2 separate regions of the Homo sapiens genome follow, and region 2 is linked to region 1. Evidence: chromatin loops called from intact Hi-C (ENCODE). Cell type or tissue: tibial artery. All regions are shown on one strand. Links, peaks and the distances in the headings refer to the core of each region. The heading gives the core; the rest is flanking DNA.

Evidence for each region. A loop is a pair of places that touch in the nucleus more often than their neighbours do. Peaks named below come from ENCODE experiments on the same cell type or tissue, not always from the same donor. Only the 100,000 strongest peaks of a DNase experiment are listed, where the experiment ranks them.
Region 2: a loop joins it to region 1, with 2.5 times the contacts of the local background. A loop is called at or near these places in 3 of 110 quality-filtered maps.

The regions. Positions count from the first base shown.
Region 1 is chr22:27,684,382-27,689,381 of GRCh38, forward strand. All of the region lies in intron 4 of CPMER (cytoplasmic mesoderm regulator), which reads right to left. Among named protein-coding and RNA genes, the nearest start is that of CPMER, 28 kb to the right of the region's middle. In tibial artery, for the core only: no CTCF peak of the experiment used is centred there; a DNase peak (open chromatin) is centred at 2,330; H3K27ac peaks cover 3,777 bases.
Region 2 is chr22:27,778,193-27,785,340 of GRCh38, forward strand. All of the region lies in intron 1 of MN1 (MN1 proto-oncogene, transcriptional regulator), which reads right to left. Among named protein-coding and RNA genes, the nearest start is that of MN1, 20 kb to the right of the region's middle. RefSeq lists an enhancer at 1,737-2,363. In tibial artery, for the core only: no CTCF peak of the experiment used is centred there; a DNase peak (open chromatin) is centred at 4,081; H3K4me3 peaks cover 456 bases; H3K27ac peaks cover 5,000 bases.

The DNA.
Region 1 (5,000 bases), core at 1-5,000:
AATGAGCCAAGTTTCAAATACTCCATGGCCGTGTGTGGCTCATGGCTCCCTCATTGGACACCGCAGGCCCAGAACAGCTCCACTGTCATAGAAAGTTCTAGAGAATAGGGCTGCCTCAGAACAGGGCTCAGCACACTTTTTCTGTAGAGCCAGTGTTCTGAAAATGCTTCATATCTTGATTTCAGTGATGGTTTCATGGGTGTAACATGTAATATTTGTGCTGTATATAAATTGTGTATATATATATTACTGTATATAAATTATGTCTCCATGAAAAGAAAAAATATCTTTAGAAATCTTAGATTGTCTTAGGGAGATACAATGCCTGGAAAGTTCGAATCCTGCAGGATCCCTGAGCGCATCCTTACCCCATGGGACCCTAATGGGGTTTCAGAGGCCTCCAAAGAGGGAGGATGCTGGGCAGGGGGCTCTCATTCATAAACCCCTTCCCCAGATTGGTATCCTTTATAAGAGTTCTAGGGGCCGAGAAAGAGTTTAGCAACAACAGCAATGGAAAGGTCAACTCTGTCTGTTTCCTGCTTTTAGGAATGTGAAAATTCTTGAGAAAAGTAGGAGGCAGAACCCGTGGGAAGAGGGTACACGACGGGGATGGGGTATGTGGGAATGAATGAGTGTGGCGGTCTCGCAACCCTAATTCCCACTTCAGTCAGGGAGGCTCCCATGGCCTGTATTTTGCACGTAGGGTTTCTGAGCAATAAGAATTCACTCATGGAAAGCTTCGGCTCCGTTTCAAAAGTGTACACACCACTGCCTTTTAGTCTTGGCTTTTAGCCCAAAACAAGCAGTACAGTGGACAGTTAAAGGCATCACGCTGTGGAGCCAGAAGGCCAGGTTCAAATCCCAGCCCCAGCTGTGTGAATTTGGGGAAATCTCTTCATTTCTCTGTGCCTCAGTTTTCTCCTCTGTAAAAATGGGGATAATGATAGGACCCAACTCGTGGGTTGTTATAAGAATAAGAAGCATTAACTCTTAGGAAGCACGCTGAACCAGATTGAGCATCTCCTGTTTGTTTGGGGTCTGTCTAGGATGATACCTTCATTCATTCCTTCAACAAGCTTGCGTGATGGAGACGCCAGGCCTTGGGAAAGAAGGCAGCCAGGCCAAGTCATGACAAACATCCCTCTTTCCCTACCCCAGGTCACACCTGTCTCTCACCTTCCGGCAACCCCACCTTCAAGTCCTTCCTGCTCCACCAGGCAGGTCCCTGGAGCTCGGCCTGACAAAGGCTGTTGGCTTATCAGGACACCCAGGCCACAATCCAGAACTGGCTCTGACCCAGGAGCCACCAGTGTCTGATGTCCCCATGTCAAAAAGAGAGGCCACACTGTCCCAGACCTGGACTGGCTGTCCTCAGTGCCCTGTTGCACAGAGCCCAGACTCCCTCTCCAAGAGGCGGGATCCTACTCCTTGACCCCCTACATCTGGCGGAGATCCCGCTCTGGGGCATACAGGCAACCTGAGGCTCTGTCCCCATAGATGTTCACCTGTTCATCCAACCTGGTGGCTTCTTGCCCCGGGAAGCCCTCACCTTCAGTTAGTCACTCACTTAACGACTATTTTTAGGACAACTACTTTGTGCTAAGCTGAGTCCCCGAGGCTGGAGACATAAGGAACAAGAGAGACACAGTCTGCCCTCATGTAGTTCACATCTAGTTGAAGAAACAAGCAATAAACAGGTAGAGATCATTTCACCTGGAGATCAGTTCAAAGAAGAAAATAACTCAACAGACTGGAAGCAGGTGTGGTCAGGGAAGACTTCCTGGAGGAGGTGACAATTACACAGAAACCTGATAGATAAGAAGGAGCTGGACACAGGAGGATATGGGTGAAGGGCATTTCAGGCAAAGGCAAAGGCAAAGCCATGTGCAAAGGCCAGGAGGTGGGAAAAAATTAGAGAAAGAGGAAAAAGGAGCAGAGTAAGCTAGGAAGCCAGTGGTCAGAGGTGAGAATGGCCAGTGCCCACCAAGCCTCAGCACACCTCTGTCCTGCTGGCTCAGTTGAAACCTTCCCTTGATCTAGAAATATACAGCTACCACTGATCACTGACAGAGCCTGGTGGCTACCGGAGCTGCAGAGGTCTATGCTCAAATCCAGCCTCAACCTCCTCCCAGCTGAGTAACCTCAGGCCAGGGCATGACCCTCCTGGGCCTCAGTTTTCTCCTTGGAGAATGGGGGCCTAGTGGGGTTGCTGCAAGTGTCAGGGAATGCATGTAATGGACTTAACTCAGTGCCTGGCACGCAGTGAACGATAGGCCGACGTTGGCCAAGCCAGAAAATCCGTCTGCCCTGACGTCAGGCAGGGCCTAATTATAGACGCCCAGAGGTCACTTTCAGCCTCTTGTGACTCAGAGGCAGTGCCAGGCAGCAGACAGTGGGAGGGACAAAGAATCAGGCCGGCTCGACCAATGCAGAGCCACAGGGGAGTGCCTCCGTTTCCCTGTCTATTAACCAGAGATATCAGTGGGACCTGCCTCCCAGGGCTATGAGAAGACTCCAAGTTGGGCCTAGTACTTCATAGGAGCTCTGTCAACCTCCACAGTCCACAACTGCACGCACAAATGGAAAAATCGTTGTAATTTAGATAAATTTTCCCTTGAGGCTTTCTTTCTTTTATTCAACAAATATATGCTGAGCCCTTTGGTGCATCTGGCTCTGTGTTAAATACAGTGTGTACAAAAAATGCCCGCGACAGCCACTGAGGGTTTACAGAGCCAATGAAGAGAGTCAGCAAGGTTACAGGGGCATATTTAATGTGCTCAAAGAACAAACTAGAGGTTCCAGAAAGAACCATTCTTCTTTGTTCTTCCACTGGTTTGCTTATTCAGCCTCACAGCAGCCAGGCCTTGTCCCACAGGCCTTGGTGTCTGAAAATTTGCTGGGGCAAGTGGAGAATCCTTTACCCCGTCCCTGCATGTGGGACCCTCTGGTGTGACCCTGGCCTCCAAGAGGACCGTGTTCACCTTGAGATCTGAGTTCAAGGCCTGGGTCTGCTCCTGCCTTGCTGTGAGAACTTAGGCAAGGCATGGAGCCATGCTGTGCCTCAGTTTCCTCACCTGTGCATGACATGAGTGATGGTAATAATGAAAATGCCCTGTTGGGGCTATTTAGGGGTTAGATGTGATCACAGGGACGGAGTGCTCTGTGTCCAGTGCTCCAACGGGAATCATTGCTCTGTGTCCGGCACTCCAACGGGAATCATTGCTCTGTGTCCAGTGCTCCAACGGGAATCATTGTCGTTACCCTCTGTCTAGGGCAGGGCCGTCCCATTTTTTGGCTCCCTGGGCCACATTAAAAGAAAAAAATTGTCTCGAGCCACACATAAAATACACTAACACTAATGATGGCTGATGAGCTAAAAAAAAAAATTTGCAAAAAAAAACTCATAATATTTTAAGAAAGTTTACAAATTTGTGTTGGGCCTCATTCAAAGCCATCCTGGGCTGCACGCGACCTGCAGGCACCAGGTTGGACTAACTTGGTCTAGGGAATGATGCAGCCTCCAGCACCAACATCGCCCCTGGCTCAAGGAAAGGAGACATACCCTGTACACACCCCCAGCTCCAACCCACTCTTGGGTCACTACCCAACTCTTGAGTCATTTCCAGGTCACCCCTTGGAAATGAGGGTGCTGGACTAAGTAGAGGTGACCACCACGGATTCTTGCTTTCCTTCCAGAGTTTTTCTTGGGCAGCAGTTGATCATGCATGGACTACATTTCCCAGGTTCCTTTGCATCTAGGTAGGGCCATGTGACTAACTCTGACCAAAAGACTGTGAGAAAAAGTGATGTGCATCACTTCAGGGCTGAAATGATTAACAAGCAGGTATGTCTCCTCGGTCTCTCTTTCCCCACCTGCCTGCTGAATGGAACAGAGTTCAAAGTAAGTGTTGAAAATGGTAGAGCCACAAGATAGAAGGAGCCTGAGTGCCTGAGTCACCGCATGGAGGCAGATTGCCCAACCAGAAATGCCAGCAGTGGGTTGTAACATTAGTGAGAAATAAACTTATACTGTGTTAAACCACTGAAGTGACAATTGCATCTGTTACAGCAGCTGGCATTGCCTTCCTTAACTATCACATATACATTATACCTTTTTTTCAGTTGTATATGCATTATCTCATTTAACACTCAGCAAATTTCTAACACCAATGTGAGGTACTGATCTTTTGAGCATTTAATTTGGGCCAAGCACTGGGCTAAGTCTTTTGCATACATTTTCTTGTCTTAACCACAATTCTATAAGGTGGGCTTATAGGATTATTATTATAGCCACATTACAGATGAGAAAACTAACACTCAAAAACATTTGGAATCCTGCCCAGGGTCCTCAGCTAATGAGTAGAAGTGGCTGGACCAGAACCCAGAGTTTACTGTTTTTTTTTTTTTTTTTGAGACAGAATCTCACTCTGTCACCCAGGCTGGAGTGCAGTGGTGTGATCTTGGCTCACTGCAACCTCTACCTCCCGAGTTCAAGTGATTCTCCTGCCTCAGCCTCCCGAATAGCTGGGACTATGGGTGTGCGCCACCATGCCTGGCTAATTTTTATATTTTTAGTTGAGATGGGGTTTCACCATGTTGGCCAGGCTGATCTCAAACTCCTGGCCTCAAGTGATCCACCTGCCTTGTCCTCCCAAACAGAGTTCACATTCTTAATGACTGCACCCATGGCCTCCCAGAACCTGATAGGTTAGATATTTCAAGCCTTGATCTATAAGTGATGACAATGAAGCTCAGAGAAGGTCCATAACTTGGCCATGCTCCTGGAACTAGTAAGTGGCAGTGATTGGCTTAGAACCCAGATTTGTCTGGGTCCCATCTAGTGCTCTTGACCTACCCACATTGCTGCCTTGGTTGCCCTTTCCAATGGGCACTAAAGCTCTGACCCTGTTCCCATTCCCCAGTGTTACAGCGCCATGGCTGAAGGCAAATTTGGCATCCATAGAGTCTGTTATAATGCTAAATAAATTTTTCTCTTGGCA
Region 2 (7,148 bases), core at 1,088-6,087, 95 kb after region 1:
GAAGTGGGTATATGGGGCCAGGGTATTTAAAACTCTAAGGAGTTCCAGAAAATGCACAATTTTTGTCTCAGATTCATTTTCTCACTGGTTGGCGTTGTAACACATCTAGCCGTTGAGGGAATTTCTGCCAGCTGCCGCGGCCACTTTCTCTTTCCTGAACGGCACCCAAGACCACCCTCCTAAATTCCGCAGGCAAATCTCTCACTGCCCACTGGAGAATGAGCCATCCCACAGGGGGACGCCCACTCCTCTCCACTTCATGCAACGTGTCATCCCCCTCCCCTCACAGGTTCCCGATGCTTCCTGTGCAGGAGGAGAAGCATCTGTATTTATGCCAAGGCTTAGTGACGTCTGCAATGTGCCAGACGCTGGGCGGAGTGCTTTTCATTATCTGTCTTAATCCTCGCCACGACCCCGTTTAACCCAAAAGACAGATGAGGAAACTGAGGCCCGGGGCAGTAAGGAGATCAGTCCAGTGGAAGGCCACAGGCCTGGCTTCCTGCACTGTCCTCCTCCCCGAGGTCTGGGACGTAAAATCTGACTCCAATGCCTAGCCATCAGGTGACTAATGGAGGAAATGTGAGCATCCTCGTGTAGCCCACCACAGTCAGGTGGGCCCTGATGTCTGTAACAAGCCTCACTCGGGTAGGACAGTGGCTGAAGCCCAGACCACAGCGGCCCAGGCAAATGCAACCTACGAAAGCAGAAGCTGGCTAAGACCAGTGTTCTCAAGGATAAGGGAGGAAGAAATGAGGTGGGCGGGGCTGGGACAAGGAATTCCCATACAGGGGCATCCCTTCCTTCCCTACCCACCCCTGCAGAGATGGGGGTGAAGATCCCTGACCCCGAACCAGCCCCATCTGGGTCCATCCCGGTCCCTCTGCAGGAAATCCTCATCACCCCTCCTACACCTCAGGGGCCAAAGGCAGCAGGGTGCCAGGGTGACCATGATGAATGCTGTCTCTGGATGGGGTCCTCACCCCCTAGGCCTGGGACCAGGATAGGATGCACTCCTGCAACAAAGCACCTGTGCTCCCTGGCACTCAGCAGGTACCAGCTATACCGGCAGGCGCTTCCTCCTCACTGGGGTCCTAGGAGATGCCAGAATTGAGCCACTGGATAGAATAGCTGACTGAGGATCAGTGAGGCAGCACGGCCTTGCCCCAATCACATCCCGGCCCCCAGGCTAGGGGTTCGAACCACTGTCCCGTCACCTGTGGGGAACAAATGGGAAGACCTAAACAGCCAACGGCATGACCTGGTGACGGCCATGAGGAGGCAAGACACAGAGTTGGTTTTTATCTCCAGCATCTGTTGGTAGGAAATACAGCTCCTCATCTCCGTGCCCATAAGTGGTTCTAAGCACGGGCTCAGAAAGGCCTGGATATGAATCCACACTGCACCCCTGGGCAGGTCACTTGGCCTCTCTGGGACTCAGTTTTCTCATCTGTAAAATGGGGCTTGGCATGATGGGTGTTTAATAACTGTAGCTTGTTAGGATTCCTTTGCCACTCAGGGAGTTGGGCAGGAATGCAAAAGAAAAGCTGCCAGAAAGTGAACGCCAGGCCTGGGTCACCCAGGGGCCCAGGCCTCCACACCTCCTCGGGCTGGCCCCAGCTGGGCCTGTGCCTTCCTGTCGGGGTGACCTCTGCAAGGCCTGGAGAACAATGCCTGGGGGAAGGAGGAAACAGAGTCTCCCTGGACCAGGACATAAATTGTGGCCTGCCCAGCTCAGGGAGCCACTGACATGCCCCATGCCCTCCCACCTGTGGTAGGCTGAACCCTTACCTTAGGACCCCAGCACCCTGTCCTAGGGGACAGCCTAACTTGCCCTAACCTATGGCCCAGGGGCTCCAAACCAGAAGGAAAGTTTCTGCCATCTCAGAAAGGGCCAGAACATAGGGAAGGGAAACAGACATTTTCTCAGACACCTTGGGCTCAGATGAAGCACCGTTCAATGCACATCTACTATGTGCCGTCAGATCCCAGCCTGTCTGTGCTCCACACCCTCCCCTGGCTCCCGGCCACACTTTAGAATGGACTCCAAACTGCTAATCTGACCGTGCCTACAAGCCCCGAGCAGTCGGGCCCCTGCCTGCCTGAACTGTCTCTCCCCTCTCACCAGCAATGCCTTTTTCCTAAAATAGGCCCACTCCCCGTCCTGCCTTAGGACCTGCCCTCACTGTCCCCTTGCCCAACCCACTTCCTGCAGAGCTTGATACAGCTGGCTCCAGGGTGCCGGAGCCCATTGTTAAATATTCAGGAATTTTGCAATCCGGCTGACAGCTGACATCACTTTGGTGGCTTGAAATTAGGAGTATTTACACCACGGGAATCAGCAGATGCTGCATATCAGAGCATTTATTTTTCTCTCCCCCTACCCCAGAGAGCCAGGTGTTTAAAAGTAGAATCACCAGAACACTAGTGGCTGGCTCCTCGTCATCACTCAGGGATTCTACTTCACTGTCACTGCCTCTCAGAGACCTTCCTGGTGGCCCAGACTAGGAACTCTCACGCACATCCCCTCTTCTAATTCTCTGCGTTCTTCTTTGTTGTCTGTCATTCTGGCCCCTCCCCTAGAATGTAAACTCCATGAAGGCAGGGCATTTGTCTTTCTCCCCACTGCATCCCACCACTTAGAACAGCATCGCCATGTGGTTAAGTGCTTGGGAGTGTTTGTTGAATGAATAAATATGCCAGCCCTCTTGAATATAGACTATACTGCCTAGAAAGTTTTGAGTATTTTTTTTTTCTTTGAGACAAGGTCTCACTTTGTTGCCCAGGCAGGAGTGCAGTGGCGTGATCACAACTGACTGCAGCCTCAACCTCCCAAGCTCAGATGATCCTCCCACCTCAGCCTCCCAGGTAGCTGGGACTACAGGTGTGCGCCACCATGGCCAGCTAATTTTTTGTGTTTTTTGTAGAGACAGGGTCTCACTTGTTGCCCAGGCTGGTCTCGAACTCCTGGGCTCAAGTGATCCAGCAGCCTTGGCCTCCCAAAGTGCTGGGATTACAAGCATGAGCTACCATGCCCAGCCCTGAGTATTATTTTGAACCTAACCTCAATCACTCACTGTAGTTCAGAGTTTCTCAATCTTAGCGCTATTCACATTTGGGCCTGGAAAGGAGAGTAGTGAGGCCTGTCCTGTGCATTGTAGGACATTGAACAGCATCCCTGGCCTCCACCCATCAGGGACCCATAGCATTCTTCCTCCCTGCAGCCACGACAACCAAAGATCTCTCTAGACATTGCCAAGTATGCCCTGGGGGGGGCAATATTGCCCCAGGGTGAAGAGCATTCCCACTACCCTGTGGGAAGGGTGTTACTCTTCCCAGTTTGTAGCCAGGGACACTGAGGCCCAGAGAGGAACTGGACATGTCCAAGAGTCCCACATGGGAACAGAATAGCTACCTTCTGGCTGACACCAAAGCCCATGCTCTCACCAACCTGTCCAGATGCTCAGGCCCCACAGCAACCCTCTGAGAGGGTCCCAAGAATTATACCTATGTAACAGGTGAGGAAACTGAGGCTCAGAGAGGTGAATCACCTGCCCAGAGTCACACAGCACACGAGTGGCAGAGCCAGGATTCGATCCCAGGCTTGTCTGCCTCCTAAACCCTCCCACTATCTCCTGGGGCAGGGACGCTCATTCACTCTCAAGCTCTCTCTCTCTCTCTCTCTTGCTCTTGCTATCTCTGTTCAGCCCGAGCCTGCCAGGTTCCTGAGGCCCCACCTGAGTTGCCAGACGCAGGGGTTTAATTTTTCTATTGCTGGCTCCCAGACTGTTTATGGTTGACTCGGGCTCCTGGCAAAATGATCAGGGGCCGCGGACCAGCTCATCTCATGGATTCCCTCCACAAGAAGGCTGACCATTACTCACACATATCAGGGAACTATTCCTTGGGGGGCACAGGGAGAGCTGTCGGGTGGTAAAAAATACCTTGGCGCTACCATCCCACTGCTAGGAACACGTGCCCGATGGTGGCAGGCTGTGACCAGACCACAGGGTCTGAATGCCCCGAACAAGGAGAAGGTCTGCACATATAATCCTCCCCTCCCTTCCCCGGCCCCACACCGGCCCAATAGTGAGGCCTGAAATTGCTGACGCAGGGGCAGTGGGTCCCAGCCCGGCCCCGCCCTATGACATTGTGACATTTACTGAGCAAGTCCCCAGTGCCAGGCCCGGGGCTAAGTGCCTGAAGTACAGCCTGGCATCGTTTCCCCTCCAGCCGGCACCACTTGCAAGCCAATCTGTGCCTTTCATTTCTTCATCCCTAAGATGGGACAAACAATAGCGACAATGCCACCATGCACTTCCTAGGTTCACTGATGCCCTATATACGAACCACCTGGTATATAGTCAGTGCTCAGTAAAATCTGGTGCTGGCATATAGTACTTTCTCTGTGTTAAGCAGGCTTCTGAGTATCAACTCATATATATATTAACTTGCTGAATCCTTCTAGCCCCATGAGGCGGGAACTATTATTATTCTCTTTCACCGATGAGGAAATGAAGGAACAGAAAGATTAAGTAACCTGCCCAAGGACACACAGCCAGGAACTGGAATTGCTGGGGTTTGAACCCAGGTAGTCTGGCTTCAAAGCCTGTGCCCTTAGTCACATAATTATAATGCTAGCTAAAACATACTATTTGGTCCTCACAATATTTCTGTGAGGTACACACTTTTTTTTTCCTCTTGTCAATTTTATCTATGAGGAAAGAAAGCTGGGAGCAGTGAAGTGGCTTGTCTGAGATCACCCAGCTCGGAAGAATCAAAACGCCAGGGCTGAAACCCACAGCAACCATCTGACAGGCTATGGTGCTACTGCGGCTTCCCCAAGGTCAAGAATTCTCTCCTGCACGATGTCCACCTCCACAAGAGGAAGGGAACAAGGGTTGCCATCACCAACCACCAACCAGGGGATGTACGTCGTGCTGCTTTTTTTTTTTTTTTTCTTGAGACAGAGTCTTGCTCTGTTGCCCAGGCTGGAGTGCAGTGGTGTGATCTTGGCTCACTGCAACCTCCACCTCCAGAGTTCAAGCAATTCTCCTGCCTCAGCCTCCTGAGTAGCTGGGATTACAGACACCCACCACACCCCACTCATTTTTGTATTTTTAGTAGAGATGGGATTTTACCATGTTGGCCATGCTGGTCTCGAACTCCTGACCTCAGGTGATCCACTTGCCTCAGCTTCCCAAAGTGCTGGGATTACAGGCCTGAGACACCGTGCCCGGCCCTGTCATGGTGCTTTTTAAAAAGGCTTGGAAACCTCTAGTTTAAGACCCAGTTCTGGTCTGCACGAGGCTTAGCCAGATAAAATCAAATCCTAGCTCTCAGGTGAGGGCATTAAGGGGCAGGAAGGGAAGCCCAAGGCCAAAGGTCAACTATAGTCCTGTCCTGGCTCTGCGCCTGTGCTGTGTGACCTTGGCCAAGTTGCCTGCCCTCTCTGGGCTTTCGTTATCTCAACTGGAAAATGTTGTAGGGGAGGGGCACAAAAAACAGGAGAAGGTCTTTCCCATTCTAGAATTCTACCTAAACTTTCACATCAGTGCCATATTGATAGTGAAAAACCACAAGCTTGTGTTTTAGATGTTCACCTACTACAATGTCACAGGGTCTATCACTGTCAAGTCTGGACGTCTAAGCTGCCAAGGCGAGTCCGAATATCTCCACGTACACACACCCAGGCAGGGAAAACTGGGTCAGCAGACACTGGCCCATGGCGGCCAGTGCAACAAGCTCTCAAAGACTTTCCACGATGATGCCGCCGCAGGCTCCTGCTGGTCTGCCTGAAGTCAGCCTTCTAAGAAGTTCTGAATTTCCATTCCTCCCAAAATGGCCACAGAGGCCTTGGCAGAGAGCCGGCCCCTGAGAACTGCCCCTCAGAGGGTACTCGGGAGCTGGAAGCAGCCCCTTTCCCAGAAGTCGTATAAAGGGGAGCAGGACTGGGGACCCTGGATCTCCCCTGCAGTCATACAGAAGCCAGGAGCAGGGGATGCACCTAGGGGATCACAGGCACTCCCAGGGAGCAGGGAACTGAGCCTCCTCCCAGGCCAGGCCAGGCCTGAGTGCACACGGCTCAGATTTCAGGACCAGTTTCTCTGTTTGTTGAAACCGCCAAACACCCCCATATCCACCCAAAATGTGGGCAAACCCAGCCTTTCTCTCTATTTCAGCCTCAATGTGGATGGACTGTCAAAAAACACAACCGCCATTACCATCCGCTACACAATCTAATGTCAAAAATCTCAGACGCAGAGGAGGGAAGGTAGGGGCCTGCTGAGAACTAGGACACCAGTTTTTGCAGGCTTAAAAACAGATCAATTTTACTCTAAAGTTTAAAATGAAACATGCTCTTGTTTGGGGAAAGAATTTCATTAGGGGGAAAATATAATATAAAAATACCCATTTAGAAAGAATGTGCTATTAATTCTTAGCACTCTATGCAGAGGGGAAAATTGCATTTTTATCTAAATGGTTTTTCTGCATAAGCCATTTACAATATTCTTTGCCTGTCTGTAATAGGCCCTGCTACCATTAGTACTGGGACAACCAGGCTGAGGGCTGAAATCGCCCTCAAACACATTTAATACATAACCTCTGAAAATCTATTCCAACAGGGACCTTAGCGAACAGGCCGGCATTCCTTTTTTTAAGGAAGAAATAAATACTGCTGGGTTGTGGGTCGGGGGGAGTTGGGGAGTGGTGTGCTGATGCCGAAGGAAGGGACAAGATGGTTTAAGTTAAAAACAAATGGTATGAGTCCCTTTAGCCAGATGTAAAATTGCAATCGTTTTTTGGTTGGACGATTGCAACTATTTGATCGCCGGCATCTATATAGATGTGCGTGCTGGCATCCGCCACACACACACACACACACACACACACACACACACACACACGGGTTTCCATCAAACAAGCAAACAAGGAAAGGATGAAATTTGGGATATGAAAACAAACTATTTTTAAACGCTAAAGCAAACACACCAAGATAGTAATACTGCTATTTTCCCATTAAACCAAGTTTGTCTCAATTTGAAAAGCGAGAATAATCTAAACAATACTTCCAAACAAACTGCTCGGAGTCTGGGTGTTGTGGCCTCCGCCGTTCCTAACAACGGAAAAACCCCCTCTGTCGAGAAGCA